Regions from separate parts of the Homo sapiens genome. Here region 1 is linked to region 2. Evidence: chromatin loops called from intact Hi-C (ENCODE). Cell type or tissue: ascending aorta. All regions are shown on one strand. Each heading gives the region's core, and the rest is flanking DNA. Links, peaks and the distances in the headings are about the cores only. Region 1 overlaps PRDM11 (PR/SET domain 11). Region 2 overlaps PRDM11 (PR/SET domain 11).

What was found. Peaks named below come from ENCODE experiments on the same cell type or tissue, not always from the same donor. Only the 100,000 strongest peaks of a DNase experiment are listed, where the experiment ranks them.
Region 1: a loop joins it to region 2, with 4 times the contacts of the local background. A loop is called at or near these places in 10 of 110 quality-filtered maps.

What each region holds. Positions count from the first base shown.
Region 1 is chr11:45,178,294-45,189,479 of GRCh38, forward strand. It overlaps PRDM11 (PR/SET domain 11), which reads left to right. Exons shown (of 8, transcript NM_001384648.1): 2 at 3,468-3,592; 3 at 3,953-4,056; 4 at 4,568-4,830. The coding sequence starts at 3,474. Among named protein-coding and RNA genes, the nearest start is that of PRDM11, 37 kb to the left of the region's middle. RefSeq lists an enhancer at 3,229-3,960. In ascending aorta, for the core only: a CTCF peak has its summit at 4,908 (motif pointing right); DNase peaks (open chromatin) are centred at 3,537 and 4,888; H3K4me3 peaks cover 1,864 bases; H3K27ac peaks cover 3,862 bases.
Region 2 is chr11:45,228,520-45,239,705 of GRCh38, forward strand. It overlaps PRDM11 (PR/SET domain 11), which reads left to right. Exons shown (of 8, transcript NM_001384648.1): 8 at 1-6,590. Among named protein-coding and RNA genes, the nearest start is that of SYT13, 52 kb to the right of the region's middle. In ascending aorta, for the core only: a CTCF peak has its summit at 5,122; a DNase peak (open chromatin) is centred at 5,122; H3K4me3 peaks cover 554 bases; H3K27ac peaks cover 945 bases.

The DNA.
Region 1 (11,186 bases), core at 2,831-7,830, 50 kb before region 2:
CCATTTTGCAAAAGAAGACACTAAGGCCCTAGAAAGTGTAAGTGACGTGCCATGGCCACACTGATTATCCTCCCCAACTTATCGTCAGAATCCGGCTCTGAGTCTCATGAGTCTAATTCCATCCTACCCCCTAGTGCTCCATCCTACCCCCCAGTGCACCTCTGCACCCTTCAGTGCCCACCCTGCCAGCATCTCTCACTACCTGCTCTGCCTGGCGGAGATCACTGGAAGAGAGCTCCATAGGGAATCAAACCCCCACCCTGTTTTTCCTGCTGACGTCTCTTTCAGAGTTGAGATTCCCAATGGGACCAGTGGGACACATCAGAGGGACCAGTGAGATATGAAGGGGAACATTTGGTGAATATTTACTGAGAATATGCTGTGTGCTGGGCAAAGTGGAGAGTCAGCCAAGCAAGGTTCTCAGGGTGCAAAATTGAAAGAGGTTCTCACTCTCAGGTGCCAGTCCTGCAAGCGTATGACCCTCAGAGTGAAAGCCTCCTAGTACCTGGCTTGTCTTTCCCTAGTCTTGGCCCTGGTGCCAGGCACTGTTACAGGTGCTGGCAGTTCAATGGTGGCCTGCACCCTGTCCTCGGGGAGCTTACAGTCTATTAAGGGAAACAGATATTAATCAAGTAATCCTGCTAACAAAAGACGGTTATACATGTCACACTGCCATGAAGTGTGACATGGGGCTAGGAGAGGGTGTTTTTGGTGGCAGTTGGAGGGGGGCAGTGAGGTCTGAAGTCTGGATAGGAGTTCCCCAGGTGTTCTGCAGGCTAGGACTCAGCAAGTTCACAGGCCCCATGGCAGGATGGAGAATGGCATACAGGTGGGGCTTGTGGAGGGCAGAGGGGCCAGAGCAAGGGAGCCCCATGCAAAGCAGTCCTCAGCAGTCCGTTCCAATAAAGCGTCAGAGTTTCCAAATGACTGACTTAAAAAAAATAAATCCCAGCCAATGGAGAGAATTTGAAGCCACCCCTTGATGATGTCACTAGCACTCATCTTCCTGATCAGCATTCTTTAGTGGGATGTGCAGAGACTGGCCCCTCCACACTCGTCTGTGTCCACGGAATACAGCTATGTCTGTGATAGAATCTATTATTAGCCACATTTTCTAGATGAAGAAATGAGAACACAGAGAAGTTAGATAACCTGCTGTATTAGTCATCTCAGGCTGCCATGACAAAATACCGTAGATGGGGGTGCTTAAACAACAGCCATTTATTTCTCACGGTTTTAGAGCCTAGGAAGTCCAAGATCAGAATGCCAGCCTATTGGTTCCTGGTGGTGGCACTCCGCCTTGTGGATGGCTGCCTTCTGGATGTGTCCTCATGGTGGAGAGGGCCCTGGTGTGTCTTCCTCTCCTTATAAGGGCACCTAACCCTTATGACCTCAATTAATCTTGATCACCTCCTCACAGCCCCATCTGCAAATACAGATACTCTGGGGCTGAGGGCTTCAACATATGAAGGGGAGTGGGGTCCATAACACCTGCCCAGGATCACACCGCCCATCAGTGGGATTTGAACTCAGGCACTGCCTGTCCAGTGCCCAGGCACCTAACCACTGAGGCTCCACCCCAGGATGTATGGTGGGGGGTACTGCCCATCCCAGTGAGAGTTCCTCAGGGCAGCAGGTGTTCAGGGATCCTTCACAAATCCACAGGGCCTTGCTCCCACCTGGCAGCTGGACTTCTGAGCTGGGACCTGAACCCACTTAAGGGTGATCCCAGCGATTGTTCGGTAGAGGACTGGACTGAGGATACTGCATGGTGAAGCCAACTTGAAACACTTGAATCTGGGGGTTCAGCCAGTTTCCAATTTACTAAGCAGCCATCGGGTGTGGTCTGCATGACCTTCGGCAAGTCGCTTGACATCTTCCAGGCCCCAATTCCTGCGCCCTCACAGGAGGCAGGGGGCCATCCCACAGGCTTTGAGGTCGGTCGAGCACCCAGCGGGGAGTCCCTGGCATAACGCAGCCAGGAGGCAGTAGAGTGGCAGGCGCCCCAGGCGGTGCAGGTGCGGCCGCGGCTGAGCGAGCGGGTGTCCGGTGTCCGCACGGGTGGCAGCGCAGGCCCTGTCGTCGCCGCCACACCAAGGCAGCTCGGAGGCTGGGGACACCCGCCCGGCCTCCGCGGCGCTGTCGCCCAGCCCTGGCACCCCCCGGGCCGAGTGCGCATCGGGCCCCGTGGGAGGCCCTGGAATGCGTCCACCGCCTGACCCGGAGCGACCCCCCGCGGCGCCCTCTCCCACCGCCCCGCCCGGGCGCCCGCTTCCTCCCGCTCCCTGCGCGCCCCCCTCCCGGCCGCCAGCCAACTGCGTGCCCCCAGGGCCGGCAAGAAGCCACATGCCCCCGCAAGGAATGCCGGGCCTGGCGGGCGGGGGGCGGGCGCTGGGCAGGGCCGGGCGGGCCGGGCCGGGCAGGGAGCTCCCCGCCGGGAAGGCTGGCGAGAGGGGGAGAGCCCGCCCGCGCCCGCCCCGGCCGCAGCCTACACCGGCCCGAGACGGGGCGGCCACGGGGCAGGGGGCGGCGCGCCCGGCCTGGGCAGCCCTCCCCTTCCCCACCGCGCGCCCCCGGCCCTGCTGGCTCGGAGGAGGGGGCAGGCCGTCACGTTTCCCCGCACCCCTCCCAGTCGCCGCCGCCGGCTTTGGGGCCCCGGTGGGGAGCAGGGGGCTGATTAGCCGAGGAGCAGGGGTGTGGCCAGCGGGGCCCCGGGTAGTGAGTCACACACGCCGCTCGCCCAGTCCCAGGGCCCAGCGCCGTCCCAGCCCCAGGCTGCGTGCCACCCTCGCCCCGAAGAGTGTCCCCGGGCTTGGCATGAGGACCCCGGGGTGCCGAGGGAGGGGCTGAAGCCCGGCGCGGTGGTGGAGGGCGGTAAGCGGCGGGCTGGGGAGTGTCCCCTTGAGAGAGTCGGGTGGGGCTGGAGCCCTGGCTGGCCCTCGCCAGCGCCCCCAGGCCCTGCCTGTACCTGCTCTGAGCTGGCAAAGGGGCCTGGCTGCGCTCCCGGCAGTCCCAGGGTGAGGGGCTGCCCTGCCAGGCGCTGAGGGCCCGTTCGGTCTGCCCACTACCCCTTGGCCCAAGTTGGGCTTGAGTTGTGAACCCTCCCTTCTCCCCTTTGCAGTTTTGCGCCCAGGCTCATGTGGGATCCTCCTGCCCTTTGCCCTTTGGTCTAGGGGTCCAGGCTATGCTTCCCAGCGCGGCCTCCTGGCCTGAGCTGCTCTAGGCTCCTGACCCCATGGGGCTGGTGGCTCCAGTCGTCCCCAGGACCAGCCCGGGATAGAAACGGCATTTCCTCTTGGCCGGGCTACAGCTGTTTTTGTTGTCTGTGTTCTCAAGTGCTTCCTCTGGGGATGGCAGGGAGGGTAACCAGACTCCGCGAGACCCCCACTTGCCCTCTCCGCCGCTCACTCCTCTTCCCCTGTTTCTTTGATCCTCTTCCTGTGCTGGTCCCACCTCCTGCGTCCCAGGACAGAATGACCGAGAACATGAAGGAGTGCTTGGCCCAGACCAATGCAGCCGTGGGGGATATGGTGACGGTGGTGAAGACGGAGGTCTGCTCACCACTCCGAGACCAGGAGTATGGCCAGCCCTGGTGAGGCCCCTGTGTGGGAACTGGAGAGGGAGAAGTGGGAGTGGGAGGTGCCTGGGCTCGGTTGGTTGGGAACCCTGGGAAACGTTCTCACTCCTTGCCCACCTTCCCTAACCCTGCTCCCGGCAGCTCCTGGGCGCAGGCTCTAGAAAAATCCAAGCAGTGGCCTAGGGAGGTCTGTGCTCGCATCTCAATCCTCCAGTTTTTCCACCACCTCCTGCACTGAACAGCAGGCTGGCTGGGACTCCTCTGCCCACCCCACATCTTCTCGGTCTCCTGGCCAGGTCCCCAGCTTTTGTCCCCACTGGGCTCTCACTCTCTGATGACTTCTTTGCTTTCTTTGCGGGCCTCTGCCCTGGCCAGCTCTAGGAGACCGGACTCCTCGGCCATGGAAGTTGAGCCCAAGAAACTGAAGGGGAAGCGCGACCTCATCGTGCCCAAAAGCTTCCAGCAAGTGGACTTCTGGTGTAAGTGGAGCTTGGGGCTCTGGGCTGCTCCTCCCTTCACCCCCATCGCCCCATTCCTGGCTAGGGAATTCACAACAATGCTACTAAGATAGGTCCTCACCTGCAATATACCAGGCCCAGGTCCAGGCCTTGGTTCGTCATCATCATTAGCCATCCAAATGGCTATTGTTAGCCCCATTTTCCAGATAGCACACTGAGTCTTGGTGAGGGTTAAGTATCCCACGCCTCGAGTCCTCTGGCCCAAAGGGGTACAGTTGCACTTGGACTCCAAAGCCATGCTCTTTCTTCCAGTTTTTTAAAACTTGAGACAAAGGTAGCTGCTGGCCTCCTTGACGTAGGCAGGCCTGTTCTTGGAGCCCCCAGGGAGAGTATGGGTTATTGCTACCGATGACCCTGGGGCCTGCAGCTGGCTGTCCATGAGTGGGCCTCCTGTCAGCCCCTCTACCTCCCCCATGGGGGTCTTACCTCCCTGCAACAACTGAGGCCCTCCCTTCTCTTTCCATCCCTCCAGTCTGTGAGTCCTGCCAGGAGTACTTCGTGGATGAATGCCCAAACCATGGCCCCCCGGTGTTTGTGTCTGACACACCGGTGCCCGTGGGCATCCCAGACCGGGCGGCGCTCACCATCCCACAGGGCATGGAGGTGGTCAAGGACACTAGTGGAGAGAGTGACGTGCGATGTGTAAACGAGGTCATCCCCAAGGGCCACATCTTCGGCCCCTATGAGGGGCAGATCTCCACCCAGGACAAATCAGCTGGCTTCTTCTCCTGGCTGGTGAGTGTGCCCTGGGCTATTCATGGGAGAGGTTGCCAAGAAACATGGAAGGAAACCACCAGGGGGAGCCATACTGGCCCAGCTTGGCCCCAGAACTTTTCTACCATCGCTTCTGGACCTGTCGATGATGGATCTTGCTGTCCCCTGGCCCCGGCTGAGTGGCTGCAACGCTTGGTGTCCAAGGGCAATGCTGAGAGCACCCACCTGGCAGTAGTCAGCAGATCAGGAAATCACCAAGCAGAACTCAGGGCAATTTCCCCATGAATCCTCATGTGTGTGTCTGGTGGACCATTGGGCAGTATTGAACCAACCGATCTTCTAGAGTGGGTGACTCGGAGCTGGCCTTTGGGGATGCAGAGCATGACTTCCCACTTCCAAACCAGTAATATCAGGCTCTGGGCTAGGTGCTGGGGGTAAACCCTTCAACAAGACAGACATGGTTCCTGCCCTCAGGGAGCAGACGATCTGGTAGGAAGACAGGCATTGAACAAGCAGGTACACATGTGATATCAGTTGCAACACAGGGTACTATCAATAGATGGGTTGCAAAGATGAGGAAGAGGGGTTTTCAAGGGTATGAGGAGGAAGGGTTACCAAAGCAACTTTAAGGAATCATGCTTGAGCTACTAGACAGAGATAGGGGAGGGTGGGGTAATAGAGAAAAGCATTCTAGAGGGTAAGAAGATCCTTATTCACTACAAAAACACTTCTTGAGTATCTCCTTTGTGCCAGGCACTGGGCTGGCCCTGGAAATACAGTGGTGGGCCAGATAAGGCAATCAGATAAATCCTGCCTTCATGGAGTTCTCTGTGGGAAAGATAGAATTAATCAAAGACTAAGACAAATCCATGTCAAATAATAACTCTGAGGGTGATGGAGAAACAGTGAGACTGGGAAAAAGTGAACAACCAGGGGAGGTAATATGGGTAGAGGTCAGAGAAGCCTTCCTGCTAGTTGAGCTGTGATTGAAGGAGGTGAATGCCTACCAGGTGAAGATTGGAGAGGTGCATCCAGATGCCTTGGACAGCAAGAGCAAAGGCCCTGTGGCAGGAGAGCATGGTACATCTGAGCTACTGGATGAAGGTCAGTGTGCCTGGAGTGCAGCACACACAGGGGCCTGGAGATGATGGAGGCTTGATTTTGTAGGGCCCAGTGGACCAAATTAGGACTTCTGTCCTTTTAATAATGTAGGAGTTGGGGGAGTGACTTGGTCACATTTATGTTTTGAAAAGATGACTTTGGCTACAGCCTGGAGAACTGATTGAGCTCAGGGGTGCTGGTCAAGAATGGGTACCCACACCCCTTTCCCCAGGTAGAGCGTGTGGGAGTTCTGTAGTCGGCAATGGTGGAAGACTGGGCTAGGGTTGGGGCAAAGACTTGGAGCCAAACGAACTGCTTTGTGAACTGTATCAGAGAGGAGAGCTCTGACTTAGACATAGACTAACTGGCCTAAGGAAGGGAGCAGGAGGTATCAAGGACATCTGCAGTCTCCCAACAGGTTGTTAATGGTGTCTTTCTCTGAGAAATGGAGGAGGCTGGAAGGGGACTGGGTTGAGGGAAAAATCATGATTTGGGTTTGGGACTTGTTGAGTTTGGAGTAACAACAAGATATCCAAGTGGTGATGTCAAGTAGGCAGTTGGATATATGGGTCCGAAGCTTGGAGAGGAGGCTTGGAGATGTTGCTTAGTGAGTCACCTGTGCATGGGTGGTCAGTGGGGGTGTGGGTGTGGAGCGCAGAACCTAGGGAGAATGTGCTGAGTGAAAGGTGGAAAGGCCTGTGAGCAAGCTTTGAGGGACTTTAGCAGTTCATGGTCTAGAAGGGGAGCTTGATCCTGCAAAGGAGACAGAGAAGGTTTGCAGCCAGAGAGGTAGGAGGGAAACCAGGAGAGTGGGTGACCTGGAAGTCAGGGGAGAAGAGAGGTTCTCCAGGCCACAATGTCTGTCAGTGCCAAGTGCTGCTGAGAAACCAGCCAGAAAGACTGAAAAGTGTCCCGTGGATTTACTACCAGGGATGCCATGGGTGACTTTAGCAAGAGCTATTGTAGAAAGCAGTGGGTCTGAACCTGAGGCAATTTTGCAGCCCAGCCTCCTGTCCCCGGACATTGGGCAATGTCTGGAGACCTTTTGGTTGTCACAGCTCAGCATAGGGGTAAGCTGCTGGCATCTAGCAGTTGGAGACCAGGATTACTGTAAACATTTTACAATGGACAGAATAGTCCCTCATAACAAAGAGTTATCTGCAGAAACCCTGCTGGAGAGTGATGGGGGTGGAACCTGATTAGCATGGAGGTGACCAGGCATAGTCATTTCCTAGAAGTTTGGTTACAGATAAGATCAGAAGTGGAGGAGAAAGATAAGAGTGAGGTGGGAGGGTGTGTGGTCAAGAGAGTTTGTTCATTAGAAAGACTTTAGCATCCTCAAAAAGCCAAGGGAGGGGTTCTGCTGAAGTGCTTGAGTGTAGAGTAGAGATAAGGCATGATTCCTAACCTTTTACATCACCTCAGAGGGTTCACATGGAGATACTGGACAAAAAAGGGGGTGGATCAGCATCATTTCTGTCCCTACAGGGTTAGCCCAGAGGATTAGAGCAGATAGAGATAGTTAGGTATAGTAGGCCACATAATGTCCCCCCAAAAATGTCCCTGTCCTAATCCCTAGAACTTGTAAATATACTATCTTCATGGCAGAAGGGATTTTTTGCACATGTGATTAAGTTAAGGATCTTGAGATGGGAGCGATGATCTTGGATTACCTGGGTGGGCCCAGTGTAATCACAGGCATCTTAATAAGAGGGAGGTGGGAGGCTCAGAGTCAGAGAGAAAGGGATTGGAGGATGCTGCTCTGCTGGCCTTCGAGATAGAGTAAGGAGCCGGGAGTCAAGGGATGCAGGCAGCTTCTGGAAGCCAGAAAAGTCAAAGAAACACATTAATTCCCAGAGCTTCCTGAAAGAATGTGGCCCTGCCAACACCTTGATTGTAGGACTTCTGACCTCTAGAACTATAAGGTAATACATGTGTGTTGTTTTAAGCCACTGTGGTTTTGGCAGTTTATTGGCAATTTATTACAGGAGCAACAGGGAACTCATATAGGAGGCTTTTATGTTTGTGGGGGGACATCTACTAAAATATGCAGGGAGGTGGATTGAGGTGGCCTGAAATCGAGGAGATCAGAGAAGGTGAGTTCTGCTTGGGATGAGTAGAGTTCCTGGTGCCCGTGAGATGCTCAGGGGAGCTGTCCAGAGCACTCTGGTGTGTGTGGCTCTGCAGTAGAGAGATGCTGGGATGACAGGGAAAACTAAGTATATAAATTAATGCAGCTGAAGCCCGGAGAAGGGAGGGCATTTCCTACAGAAAAGGTGCTTGGGGAGGAGAGAAGAGGCATTTCCTTTGGAATATGAGTTTGAGGAATCCTTGGAGGGAGAGGAGTTGAGGAGGCATGGAGCAGTAGGAGGAGACAGTAGGAAGTCTCCTTGGCCCCCTTGGCAGGAGCAGTCTCATGGGCGGAAGCCAGATTGCCATGGATTAAGGTGTCAGTGGGAGGTGAGGAAAGGGAACTAGCAAGGGTGCATGGCTTGTTTTAAAAGTCTGGTTGCCCACTGAGCAATTATTATATGCCAGGTGCATACTGGACACCTCTGGCATCTCATACTCTTCCTCGAAACAGTCCATAGGGTGGGGGTTGCTGCCCCTCTTGTTCTGACGAGGAAACACAGGACTCCCACAGCTGGTCCACAGTAGACCTTGGGTTCCTTCAAAGATAGTGTCCCTCCACCATGTGAGGACTTCCCTTATTGGGAGACATTGCTAATGGGGTGGAGCAGTTAATAGCTACCCTGAGCCAGTTTTGGTTATGTGTCCAGGTTCAACCCAACCTCACATACACAGAGCAACTCCAGAGCACTAGGTCCTGAGCAGGGAGCTCTGGGGATAACAGGGCTGCGTGAGGTTTGCTGTCTGTTCTTATGGAGCCTGTGGTTCAGTTATGAGGAGCAGGGGCCATGGTGGATAGGAGGGGAGGAAGCTTATTCCCAACCAAGTAATACAGAGGCAGAGTATTGCTTGGTGATCGCAGTGCTGCAGAGGGCTGTAGCAGTAGGGAGAGGGGGATTGGTTTCAACAGGGCAGATTGGAGATGGATCTTGTCTTGAAGGATGGATAGACGTTCAACAGAGGAAGCCTATGGCTTCACAGCCTATTGGAAAATTGCAGGAGAAAAAATCTAAGACTGTGCCCAAGGAATGGCTATTAGGATCCCTTTCTGCAGCTGCTAGAGTCTGTACCTTGGGACAGCCCAGCCATGGAAAGTTGAGAATCTTTAAAGCAGATGAACTTTCCCAGGTTGGCTGCCTGGCACAGGTCTACGGTGAGAAGAAAGGAGGAATAGAAGGCCCTGGTGTTTGCAACCTGGTTCTAGACTAGCTCCACCAGTCACGAGTAGGCGTGGCCCCAGTTCAGGAGGTGGGACTGGTGGCCTGGAGGTTATTCCCTCTGAGGTTTCTTCCTAGGGCCTTAGCTGCAGCCAGCAGCCAGCAGCCAGCAGCCAGCAGATGGGCACAGGGAGGCAGTGGTTAGAGGCTGCAAGGCCATATGGGGGCTTTGACCTTTGGGAACCCAAGAGGTGAGAGACATTGAAGGCCTAGAGCCACCAGATGCTTAAAGTGGCTCAAGAAAAGTTCGTGTGTGTGTGTGTGTGTGTGTGTGTGTGTGTGTATGTGTGTGTTGGGCATGGGTTTTTGGCCTCCACTGGGGAAAAGCAGGCGTGAAGAACGGCCCTGCCTGCTCTGCTGATGGGTAGGCCAAATGGTGGGAGAGTACGGGGAAGGTGGGGTGAACAGTGGTGCTGATTTTTGGACCAAGATCTAGAAGCCCCATATCCTAAATAAACTGCCCTCATTTGTCAAGTCCTGTCCCAAAGCCATACTGGATATCATCTTCTTTGGACCTTCTGCCTGCCTGCAAAAGCTCTGGCCCCCATTCAGCACAACACATTTCCCTCCACACTCCCTCCCTCAGTATATGCACTCTACTCTGTAGAAATGATGGTGGTGGTCATGACAAGCATAGCTGTTAATGTTTATTGAGCACTTACTATGTGTCTGGGTCTGTGCTCAGTGCTTTATAGCATAATCTCATCTGATCCTAACAACGCTCCTGTGACATAGGTATTATTCCATCCATTGCACAGCTGAGAAAACTGAGGCCTGGAGAGGATGAGTCATTCTGCACAAAGCTAAACAGCTGGTGAGTCACTGAGCTGGGGTTCAAACCTGTGCAGTCTGACTCCAGAACCTACCCTCTCATTCCGCCTCTTGGCCCTCTAGCCTCCCTTACTTAGCACGCCTCTTCTTACCTCCTTGCCTGGGTAGACTCTATTCTACTCATTCTTCCTGCCCAGCACAAGTTCCCTCTTTGTCTTCGCTTAACCTGGAGGAAAGCTGGCCTGACTTTGGGCAGAGTGGTACAAGGCATGGGCCTGGGTCATAATGGACCGAATGGCCATTTCCACTCCACAACTCTCCTTCGTGGCCTGGCTGACTTGGCAGGAGTTGGACACTCACCTCTGCCTGTCTAGGAAAGACATGCCCCTTGCTCTGCTTTTTCATCCTATTGGAAATTATAAATGCTGTGATTCATTGCCAAGATCACCCAGGCTACCCTCAGACACTGCAGGCCAGGAACCATGCTGCTGGCACGAGGCATTTGGGGGTGCTGCGCAGCCATGTGGTTTGGTAAAGAGGCAGAAGACAGAGGAAGCCAACATGGGATTTTTTGTTTGTTTGTTTTTTTGTTTGTTTGAGATGGAGTTTTGCTCTCGTTACCCAGGCTGGAGTGCAGTGGTACGATCTCAGCTCACCGCAACCTCTGCCTCCTGGGTTCAAGCAATTCTCCTGCCTCAGCCTCCCTAGTAGCTGGGATTACAGGCATGCGCCACCACATCCAGCTAATTTTGTATTTTTAGTAGAGACGGGGTTTCTCCATGTTGGCCAGGCTGGTCTTGAACTCCCGACCTCAAGTGATCCGCCCACCTCAGCCTCCCAAAGTGCTGGGATTACAGGCTTGAGCCACCACACCCGGCCGCGAGCACAGGGTTTCTATGTAAGTTTTTCGTTCAGACCTTGGCTTGTTCCAGAAGGGATTTAGGGTAGCCTAGCAGTATACATAAAATATACCACAATGGCATATTAAAACTGGGAGAGAGAAAGAAGAAAGGAAAACAAGGGTGGAGACCCTAAGTGAAGCCAGGAATGAAGCTAAAAATGCATACTATAATGACCTCTATCTGCACTTTTAGCTATACAGGCTCCAAATCTGGCAGCCACTGGGAGAGTAGCTGGTACATTCTGTCCATAATGTGA
Region 2 (11,186 bases), core at 2,695-7,694:
GTAGCTCATTTTGTTTATGTTTTCATTTGCGGGTGGCGGGGCTCTGGGTTTGGGTTTATGTTCTTGCCTTTTCTTTTTTCATTTGGTTTTATGATGGGAGGGAGCTCCTCAGCCTCCTCATTGACATTCTGGTCCGGCTGAATCAGATCTCTGACTTAAGTCAGGGTGGGTTGTCTGTCTGCATTTGGGAGGCAGGGGGGTTGACCTTTCTCCCTCCCCACCTGACTTCAGCTTGAGATCTTTTTTTATTCATTTCCTGATGAGGGTTCCTTCACTGTCCTACAAACAAAAGTGTCGGTCAAACTGTGACACTGCCACACCTCACCTCTGTTGCCTCGTCCATCCCTGGGTTGTGGATCCCTTCCTTCCAGCCCCCCCTGGAAACTCACAATATTACCCATTATACTGAAGGCAACATTGCCTCACCGCTGAGCTTGAAATCCTGGGGAAGGGAGAAGGGGTAAGCTTTTAGCATTCCTGTTTTTACGAGGTGGAGGATAAAACAATATAATTCCATTCCAATCCAGGGCTTTTGGGGAGATGAAGAGCCAAGAAGTCCAGACCCCAACAGGGGAGTGATTTTTGGCTAAAAAACAAGGAAAATGAAAAGTACATATTCGAGTTACATGGATTATTTATACTTTTTCTTTATAATCATATCATGTGTTGAGGGTATTTTTTTTCCTTTAATAATCAAGAAATGCCTGCTATAGTTCAGTGGCAGGTAGTGTCAATGCAAATTGTGCCCTAAGTTATGCATAACTCAAATGAGAGTCTGTAGAGATGTGGTCCTCCTTTTGCAACAAGGCTGATAACATGCTACATGGTCATAGGAAACTGGGGAATGTGTCTCTGCCTGTAAACTCTTCCTTTTTTGAACAGGGTAGAGATGTCCTAAAGAAATGGAGAAAAGAAGAGAGGACTCTCAAGGCATCAGCCTACACAGACACACACACACACACAGACACACACACACACACAGACACACACACACACACACAATCACAATATACAATATAAGCTTTAGAAATAGCCACTTGCCTATTCCCTGGGGCAAGTAGTGGTTTAAACTAGAGGAGTCTGATCAATGCTCTTTCATTCATTTAACTACCGGTATACCTCGCAAGGGAGTTTTAAAAAATGTGCGTGAGCTGTTAAAAACTTCTGTTCATGTTCCTACATCTGATTTATGCATATTTTATATGCAGAGATCCTATCACGTGGATGCAGGTCATTTTGGGGGAGGGAGGAAGATCTGAATTATATACATGTGGTCAGTTCTGCTGAGAGCTTCATCTCTTGGTTGGCAGAGGGTGGTGTTATCTGGCCACAGGCAAGGCCCCAATGTCTTCAGCCTGCTTGGTTCAGACATTATAAAACTGTGGTGGCTTCCTTCCTTCTTGGTTTATGTTGTCTCTGAGGCCTCATGCCACCGTTGAGAACCATAGTGGAAATGTCATCAACACTGAACATGTTATAGCCCTTTCTTGGTTCCACCAGTCCCTTCATCCCCTACCAATCCCTTCCCCTTCACCTCCATGGTCTTGGTGCTAAGATAACTTTAGAATCATTGCTGCTAGTCAATAGCTTTTCATTATATAAATATATTATATATATTATATATTATTTTTGAAATATTTTTGTTTGTTTTCAACAGTGATGTAGCATGTTAAAAAACAAAAAACAAAAAAAAATGGGTTCCTCCAACTGTCCCACTGCCAGGCCTCATATGCTGCCTTCTTCAACAAATCAATGCACCCCTGCCTGGTGACATCCACCCCACCTCCCACCCCAGTTGCACACATGCTTCCCTACCCTCCTCTGAGCAAGAAGACAGTTAGCAGGAACTAGCAAGGAAAGGCTGAAAGCCTCCTTCTGAGGCTTTGAGATTCCCAGCCCCATTCCACTTCCCCACTTTAAACTGATGTCTCCCTCCATCTGCTCCTCCCATCAGGGTCAAAACCTAACTGTGGTCAAATGGGATGCTGTTGCAAAGCACCAGGTCCCACCTGGCCCAGCCCCAGCCTTGGGACTTCCTCTCCCCTCACACACGCAAACTGCTGTGTCTGGGGAGTTTTCACTGAACATTGCAGAGACTAAGAAGGGTTGAGGGCAGAGATGGCTAGCAAGACAGGGCTTGGTGAGGGCAGAAACAGTAGGTTGAGATCCTTTCTTCTAGCCAACAGTTGCCTTACACCTTACATTGGGTAATGGGTAGGGAGGAGCAGGCTAAGGCTCCCGCTCATTTGAAAACCAGGAAGAGAGAACCAGTGTCTTCCTGAGCACCTGGTCAGTTGGAGCTACTCTTTTTCCTCTCAAGAGATCATGGCCAAAATGAGCTAAAATCTTCAGCTAGAAGGGGAAAAGCTTATGGGCCAGTGCCAGTGCCTACCCTGTAGTTCCTGAGAAAGCTGAGAGCAGGTGACCCACTTCTGGCCTAGCAGAATGAGCTGCTATGCACAGCATGCAGCTGCAGGGGTCACTTCCTGAGCTGGCCACCAGACCTCGGAAAAGCTAACCTCTCAGGTGGTCTTGAAGTTAGGTTAGGGCATCCCTAAAACTCTGGGTGCTTGTGGCTTCTGCTGAATTTAGCCATGCCAGGGCTGTGGCAGACACTCTGTAGGCCACACTGCCATGGGACAGGGAATAATTTGGGTGATACACCACTGCAATTTACACGGGGTCTCTTCTCAGCTTGGATGCTCCCTGGGAGGCCCAGTGCTTCTGTCCTGTGAATTCTGCATGTGATTACCCATGATTTCTGTCATAGGCATTTCCCACTCTTCTGCTTGCTTGAGAAGGACTTGGACTGATGGGACACTCAGGGTCTAGCCCAGGGAGCATATGCTTGGCTAACCTAATCTCCCCTTGATGTGTATACAGAACTGTGGAAAAGCAGTTGGTGGATCCCAAATGTTGTTACTTCAGACAAGACAGAGCCCTTTAACTCAGCCTCTGGCTTAGGAGTGATGACTACAGGCTTAGAATGAAGTGTGTCTCTGGGGCTGAGACTTGGCATAACTGGGCTGGCTGATTAGTGACTTTCTTTGGCTCGTAGGGTTGGTGGGAAGTGAGATCAACCTTGAGGCCCAGGTTTGTGGCCAACTGTGCCAAGGTGATACCTGGCAGAGCCTGGGAGCCAGAGCCCTTATGATTAATATGATCTGCTTTTCCTTCATGGAGGACAAAGAAAAAATCCACTGCCATCTAGTATCTGTGAAACATGAGGACAGCGCAGTCAAGTCTGTAACTCTTGCCATGTCAGAATCCCCAAGTTTTGCCTGCCTGGTTGAATATGAGAGTCCAGGCATCAGAAACAGCAGCCTTATTTAATTTAATTTTTCTAATGACTGGCCTATGACACCTTGTGATGCTAGGCACATCCTCATTTCCCCATCCTCACTTGGGACTGAGAGCAGGCTCAAGTTCCAGGGTCCCTGGATGGCAAGGTTCAGTGCTGGGCCCTGGAATCTATGGCACTTGGGGGTCTCTGACCTCAGCCTCTGCCACATGTTTCCAAGTTGAGTTGTTTTGCTGAGGTGGTCCTCCCCTTGAGTTGCTTATGCCAACCCTTTAATTTAGGAAAAGTACCTTGTAATTACTTAAGGTAATGTTTAAATGTTTTCCATTCATTTGGAGGTGGTGCCAACAGGGGGGAAAGCATGCAGAAGGCTGGAAACAATAGCTGAGACCCTACTGTGGGCCCACAGCCCTGGCCCAGCCGGCACTGAGGGGCTGGTGCCATGTTACTTGATCACCTGGAGCCTGATGGGACCCAGGAGGTGGCCTGAGGGGTTGAAGTATAACTTCCCTCTTCTGGATCCCCCCTTTCATTTTCCTTCTACCCCCTCTAGGAATGGGAGTTCTAGACCTAGGTCTGCTTTTGGCTTTCAGTCTGGGTTGATTTCCAAGTCGAATTCATGCTTTTTCTTGGCCCATAGGTCCAATTTTGGCAGAAGGCATTGGACTTGTGCCCCCTCCCTGCTTCAAGAGGCAGATCTAGCCAGGCCAGGCTGAAACAGCTGAAACAGGCAGGCCAGTCCTCCTCAGACAAGAAAGGGGTTTTCAGAGGGCAGTGGTGTGCCCATTCCAGACACCAGTCTTCTGGGGAGGTGGTGCCGTGTCATGGGTTCTAGTCTGGCCTCTTCCTCAGTCCTCAGGAGGACCCAAGAGACTGGCACGGCCCTTCTCCTGCTTGGAGGGAAACCCATCTCCCACTTGGTGGGGGCCCTTCTCTTGCCATCTGTTGGTTAGGGTGCTTGAGCTGAGTGGATGGTGCTGTGATATTTTTAAGGAGCCTTTCAGGCAATGTTTGCATGTTAGCCAGAGGGAGAAAAAGTGCCCTTTTGGGAGGAAAATGGTACGCCCCTCCACTTCCATCTGGCACTCCCTTCCCCCCCACCCCCTCAAGTGGTATCACCCTGGAAATACCTATGCAATCCAGTCTCCCTAGGAGAGAGTGCATGGAAGCAGGGGTATGTGCAGTGTAGAATACAGATGCTACAGCATATATGTTGTATATATGGACATATACAGTACGTATACACACAGAGTAAGAGAGTAAATCACGTCTATATATCTATAAATAATATCCTATATATTTATACATTTCTATGTTTTAAATAGATATAAAAATAGAGTCTATAGAGCTGGGAGAGCAGTGGGAAGCCTGGCGCTGTGCTGTGCAAAGGGGAAGGGAGCACGGCCTTCGGAGAGGGAGCCGGGGAAGGCCAGCAGGCAGGGTTGGCTGGCAAGGGGGCCTCCTACCCGGAGTGTTGGAGAGGAGAGTGGCTGGGTCCCGGCTCGCTCCATGCACTTTCTCTCCTTTTCCACAGGCTTGGTCTGAGGTTGGAAGGAGATACCCCCTGAGCTCCAGCTGAGGTGCCCCCTACCTCTCCCCACCCCCACAGCCCACGCTTAGGCGGTCACTGCTGCTTGGCAGTAGGACGTGGTCTCTGACTCCTGGTGGAGGGACCACTGCACAAACTCCTTCAAAACCCTCCCGCACCAGGACTGAGCAGCGTCAGTGGCAATAGGAAAGGTCCAAACTGGATCAAGAGCTGGTCCAGGAAAGATACCGCCCCTGCCCTGTTAGATGCTTCTGCTGCCCCTAGAGGCCAAGCCCCTGAAGTGCAGCCGTCCTGGCCTCCCTCACTTGCTCAACCACTGTCAGGAGGAGAGGATGTGGGCAGCATGAGCATCGCCAGGCAGCGCTGCCCACCATCCACAGGCTTTCTGGCCAGGGCAGGGGGCATCAGCTAGCAGGAAACGGTGGGAGAGACATATCTGCACACTCATAAATTCAATGGCTACTCCAGTCCAGAAGCAGGGCTTTGGCCCAGCCCGCTCCGCGCAGCAGCTGCTGCTGGCTGTACTCAGGACAACGCTGTTCCCCCTCCCTCACAGAGGCCCCGTGGCCCCTACCCCACTCCCGCCGTAACAGGCAGGTTTAGTTCACATACACTGTTCGCATTCTGTGACTTGAGGCAGAGGCTGAGCTGGGATACCCCAAGCTCATCCACTTTCGTTGGGGAGGGCCCCTCCCTGGGTTTATCACCAGCTCCTAGCCCGGGCCGGGCGGGGATGTCTGGGGGCCACGCGGGGGCACTGGTGCAAGCTGGCAGCATGACAGAGGGCTTGTGCAGCCCTGACGGGACCCAGAAGCCCATTTGCTCGCAGTTTCCTCTCTCTGTTTTTTTCCTCCTGGAGGTAGGAGAGAGGGCCTGACCAGGCACCAGATGATGGAGCAAGGGCAGCTGCATGCTCCCTCTCTCCAGACCAGCCTTCTGCTTTTGGGGTCCGAAGGGGCATTTGCTCCCATCCTGAGCCTCCTCTGCCCCTGTCTTGCTCTTCCCCACCATCCTACAAGTACCTCAGTCTCCAGCAGGCCCACCCCTCCACCTGCAGCCCAGGGCGGGTCTGTTCTGCCAATGCCCACCTCCTTGAGCCACAGTTAGCTGCCAACTGGGTCTTGGGACACCCTCCAGTACCTGGCTCAAGAGAGACCAGGCCGGGCCGAGCCTTCTTCCCACTGCAGTGGACTAGACCCACGGCCAGGGGATGGGCATCCCCAGGTAGCAATCCCACAATGCACTGTACCTCAGAGAGAGAGCACGCCAGGGGCACCAAGGGACCGAGCCCTCTGTCCAGAGGGGGACAGCGGTCACAATACTGCTCACCAAAAGACAAAGGCCAGGCTGCCCTCGGGCACCTCTCAGTCTTCACTTTTGTCTCTCCGGAAGAACCAGCAGTCTGATTCCGTCTATTTCAGCCCCCGTCTCTCTCTTCTCCACCCCCACGCTGCTGAACCATTTTCATGTCAATCACAAAGGAAAAATAAGTGGGGATGGGGGGAAATACCTAGGAGTCTATTATCACATACATATTAATATGTTAATACTTTCTTTAAAAAAAACCTCTTGATGTTATTATTTTGCAGACTACGCTTTATAGTACCTGTGTGACGGGACCTAGAACACTGGATACAAATAGAGCTATGTTGGTTTATCATAATATGTACGCAGAAACTTTCTTTTTGTCATATTATCCTTGTAATGTAAGAAGATTGTTAATAAAAGCATTTAAATTTACTCACCACTGTTGAATTGCTGCCTCCTTGCCTCTATCCCCGGCCTGTGCTCTGGTTGACTCAGAACGGGCCCCACCACAAGGGCTCAGGTGTCAGAATAGGAGCTTGCCTGCTGCCAGGTTGGAAGGAACTAGAAGAGGCCACTAGCCCCTTCTTGCTGCTCTCATTGTTCCCCCATTAGAGTCTCTTTCCAGCAAGTAACCTACGTGCCTCGCCCACCAGGCAGGCCAAAAGAGGTGTGACCGAAACCGTTTAAAATAAATCTCTCTGCCCCCATATGCATTCATCCCACAAGAATCTCCTGGAGGCAGCACACAAGGGCTGTTGCAGATAAACTGTTGTTCTCATTCTCCCTCAAGCTGTCTGGCATGGTTCTCTACTTGCAGACCTGTCCCTGGAGAAGGGTCTTTCCTCAATGGTTTGTCATTGGCACTGGTATAAGGGTGATGAGTGATGCTTTCCCCACATTGTTTTACAAAAATTAGTATAAATCCAGTGAAGACACATAATATGTTTTAATTTTTTCCTCCTGAGCTGCTCGGTCCTCCTACTCCCAGTTTCCCTGCCCTGCCCATTTGTCTTCCTTTTAGGAGCCTTCCTAGTTCCTTTTTCTTAACCTCTGTCTTCTGCCATTTTCCTCCCAGCCCTTGAAGGCTTCCTTCCCGTGGTTGATCACTCAGAGGCCTCCTGTTGTGAAAGCCACTCTACAGACCCATGGAACAGTCTAGTTTTCTTCTTCCCAGAGGAGGTGTAGGGAAAGAAGGAGCAAAGAGACATAGCTGTCCACACCAAATCAGCCCAAGTGAACCAGGCTCAGGCCCGCCCCCATGCTGGGCTACACAGATTTGACCCACCTTTGCAGCAGTATCTGGAACATGTTAATGATTTCATCACCAGGAAGCAAGGGAAGGAAAGACTCCCCATTTGCACTTCACCATGAAATTGGTCTCCCCAAAGTGGGGCTTGTAGGAAATGATAAGGAGGTGAGGTCTATTCCATTCCCTTCCTCCCTCTTTTCCCCAGCTTCTCCTGTCCCTCCTTCCCCAAGATTCAAGGGCAAGTTGAGTCCAACCCAGAGAGGACTTAGGAGAATGACCAGCTGCCTGAAGACCTGAAAGGCTACCATGCAACAATTTCTAGAATGATCTTTTAAAACTTAGATTCAGTCATGGCATCTGCTCTGCCTAACACCTTCCACTGGTTTCCCATTACCCTTATAATTCAATCCAAACTCCTAATTATGACCCATCAGCCCCACACAGTGCAGCCCTGCCTACCTCCCAGCCTCATCTTGTCCTCCCCTGCATTGGGCTCCAGCCACACTGCCTTCAACTCACTAAGCTCTTTTCTACCTCGGGATCCTCTGATGCCATGAGCCCCCTGCCTGGGATAGCTTTCCCAGATGGTTACATGACTGAACTCTTCTCCTCTTTTAGGTCTCATCTAAAATGCAGCCTCAAAGGGGTCTTTCCTGGCCAGCCTATCTAAACTGTATAATTACTCTGTGTGTGTGTGTGTGTGTGTGTGTGTGTGTGTGTGTGTGTGTGAGAGAGAGAGAGAGACAGACAGAGAGAGATAGAGAAAGACAGAGATTGTTTTATGTCCGTCTTCCCCTTCCATATGGTAACACCCACAAGGGAAAAGCTACATAGTGGGCATTTAATCAGTGGGTATTGAAGGGGTGAATGAACTTAAGCCACTCCTGATAGAAGTGCAACTCCTGCAATGCTGTCTTGGTCACAGCTGAGGTCCTAGGTTCTTCCATGTTGCCTGTCTCTATCTTGGTTTCCTTCCTTGATCAGAAAGACCCTGCGCCTGACCTCTGGTTGCATCTAACCTTGACCCAGCCCCTACTCCACAAAGCTGGAGGTTGTTCCCATGGTACTCACTTGAGTTCCCCTCCATTCCAACTTGCTCTTGCCCCTTGGACAATGTTCTGCCCAATCCAGCCAGGTGCCTCCTAGTTCCTATAGGAAAGAGAACTTTTCCAGTTCCTTCCAGCTTGGTGATTCTCAGAGTTCATGCTTCCAAGTAGCATTTTTAAGCTACTGCCTATGCATGTAAGTGATCTTCCAATAAAGACCCTGGGCTACTGGCTGTACCCCAGAGCCTAGACCTTTTAGGTTTAGACCGTCCCAGACTGAAATCCTCCTGTGCCTCTTTCAACCTATGGGACCTTGGATGAGTCACTTATCCTATTCTATCTCTTCAGTGCTTAGCCCAGAGCCATGGTTTACTAGGTGCTGATTATCATTATCATCCTCATTGCGACCGCTAAGATCAGGGTGAATGAGGTGCTAGGAAGCGTCAAGGTTTCCTGCTGCCATCCTCTTTCATCCAGAATCCCTGGGGCTGCCTGGGGTGACTTTTAATACAGAGCCACTTACATCTTCAACTGGCGTGGATGCCTCTACCTAAATGGGAATCACCATTCCCCTCTCAGAGAGATCCTCAGGGCACCTTGTTCTGCTTCCTGCAGCTCATCTCACCTGGCCCCCGAGAAAGGGACTGCAGAGAGGTTCTGTTTGTTCTGGCTAGAAAAGCAGGTTCCTCCTTGCTTGTCCCTGGTTGTAATCCCTAGGTTTCTGAAACAGGATTTCTGCCATTGCTCACTTGCCAACAGGCTGTCCTGAAACACCAAGAAAGGGCACTGGGAAACTGAGCTGGGGAACTATATGCCCTAGCATGGATAGGCTGCACTGACAGGAGACCAAACCTGGCTGGGGATGAGCGAGCACAGGGGCCAAATCACACAGTGGCCACCAGTAGCTCAGTTTCCATGGCAACGTCTGGCTTCTAGAGATGGAGGCGCCTATCTGGGAGAAAGTCTGGCTTCCTCCCATCCTCCTCCAAGGTAGGGGTCTTCTTCTCTGGCTTGAGGAAGCTGCTGAGGTCCCTGCCAGGGGCCATCTGTGCTGGCTCACCTGCAGGAGATGAGGAAGTGGAGCAAGGGGACAGTTCTCCAACACTTGGACTAAGAAAATGCCCAGCTCCCTAAATCCATCCACAGCCACATCCTGTGGCTTTATCCTTGCCAGGCGTCTGCCTCAGGAGGGAGACAGAACAGATGCTAGAGTTCAGAGCTCCTGAAATGGTGATGCTTCCAACTGGCTCTAAAAAAAAAAAAAATGAAACTCTTGGATGGAAAATTACCACCAGCTCCATTAGCAATTAAGCAAATGAGAAGAGGCTGACTTGAAGCCTCAGGTGCCATTTCAGGTTGTCTAGAGGAGTGGGTAGCTGTCAGGAGGGAGTGTCAGGAGATACCGGGGGACATTGCCAGGCAGGCATGGGGCAGGGAGGGCAAGTACACATGTATGTAGGTTTAATTTGTTTTATGCACAAGATAGAAGGCTAAAGGTATGTGTAAAAAGTAAGTTGTTGGCTGGGTGTGGTGACTCACACCTGTAATCCAGTACTTTGGGAGGCCAAAGTGAGCAGATCGCCTGAGTCCAGGAGTTTGAGATCAGCCTGGGCAAAACGTAGCAAAATCCCATCTCTACAAAAAATACAAAAAATTAGCCGGGTGTGGTGGCATGTGCCTGTGGTCCCAGCTACTAAGGAGGCTAAGGTGGGAGGATTGCTTGAGCCTGGGAGGTCAAGGATGCAGTGAGCCTAGATTGTGCCACTGTACTCTGACCTGGGTGACAGAGCCAGACCTTGTCTAAAAAAGAAAAAAAAAAGCTGTTGACAGTCTAGGTCATAGAATCACAAAATGTTAAAGCTGGAAGGAGCCAAAGCTGTTGACAGTCTAGGTCATAGAATCACAAAATGTTAAAGCTGGAAGGAGCCTTAGTGATCATTTGCTCCAAATTCATTTTACAGTGGTCAGTCACAAAGCCAAGCCGGGTTGCAGATTCCCAGCTTCTGAGGCAATGCTCTAGACATGAGTCAATTTTATACGCAGGAACAGTGCTTGTTATTCGAAGCATTTCAATGGAAAGTCCATGTATAAAGTGACTCATGAACTCTGCTTCCCTCTTCCATTTCTCTTTTACATCAATCCAGACTCTTAAGTATGAGTTTTGGGTTCAGGTGGGCCATATTCATAGTTACCTGTGAAACATAGTCTGCATAACATTCGACTATGTGGGATAAAACCAACTGATCCTACTTTATTATGAAAATTTAAATGCTAGTTGCCATTACAATAGAATGTATGTGTATACATAATATAAAATAGGGAATTATGTGCAGACTTGGAAAGCAACGACATCTCATGGCTTTCTTTATGGATTGTTTATCCTATTTAAGAACCTTCTATTTTAATTCTGTGTGACCTGGCTAATTTTCTACTAGCTTGAAAATTCAGGCTCTGCCCCTTGCTTAATCCCTCTTCCTCCAGAGGCCAGGGCTGTAGTGGCCACCAGGAAGGCTTAGGATGACAGGACTCCAGGAGTGCCCTTGTCCCTGCTTGCCACCAGGAGTTCATGAGTACCACTGGCTGCTACTAGACCCTTCCATTGATGGAGTATTTCTTTGGGGAATGTTAAAGAAAGAGAAGTTAGTAGTTTCCACCAAATTTTTCTCCCCAGCAATGAAGCCAAATCCCTGAAAAGCTTCACCCAACCTTGGCATTCCTAATTGTATGTAGCCT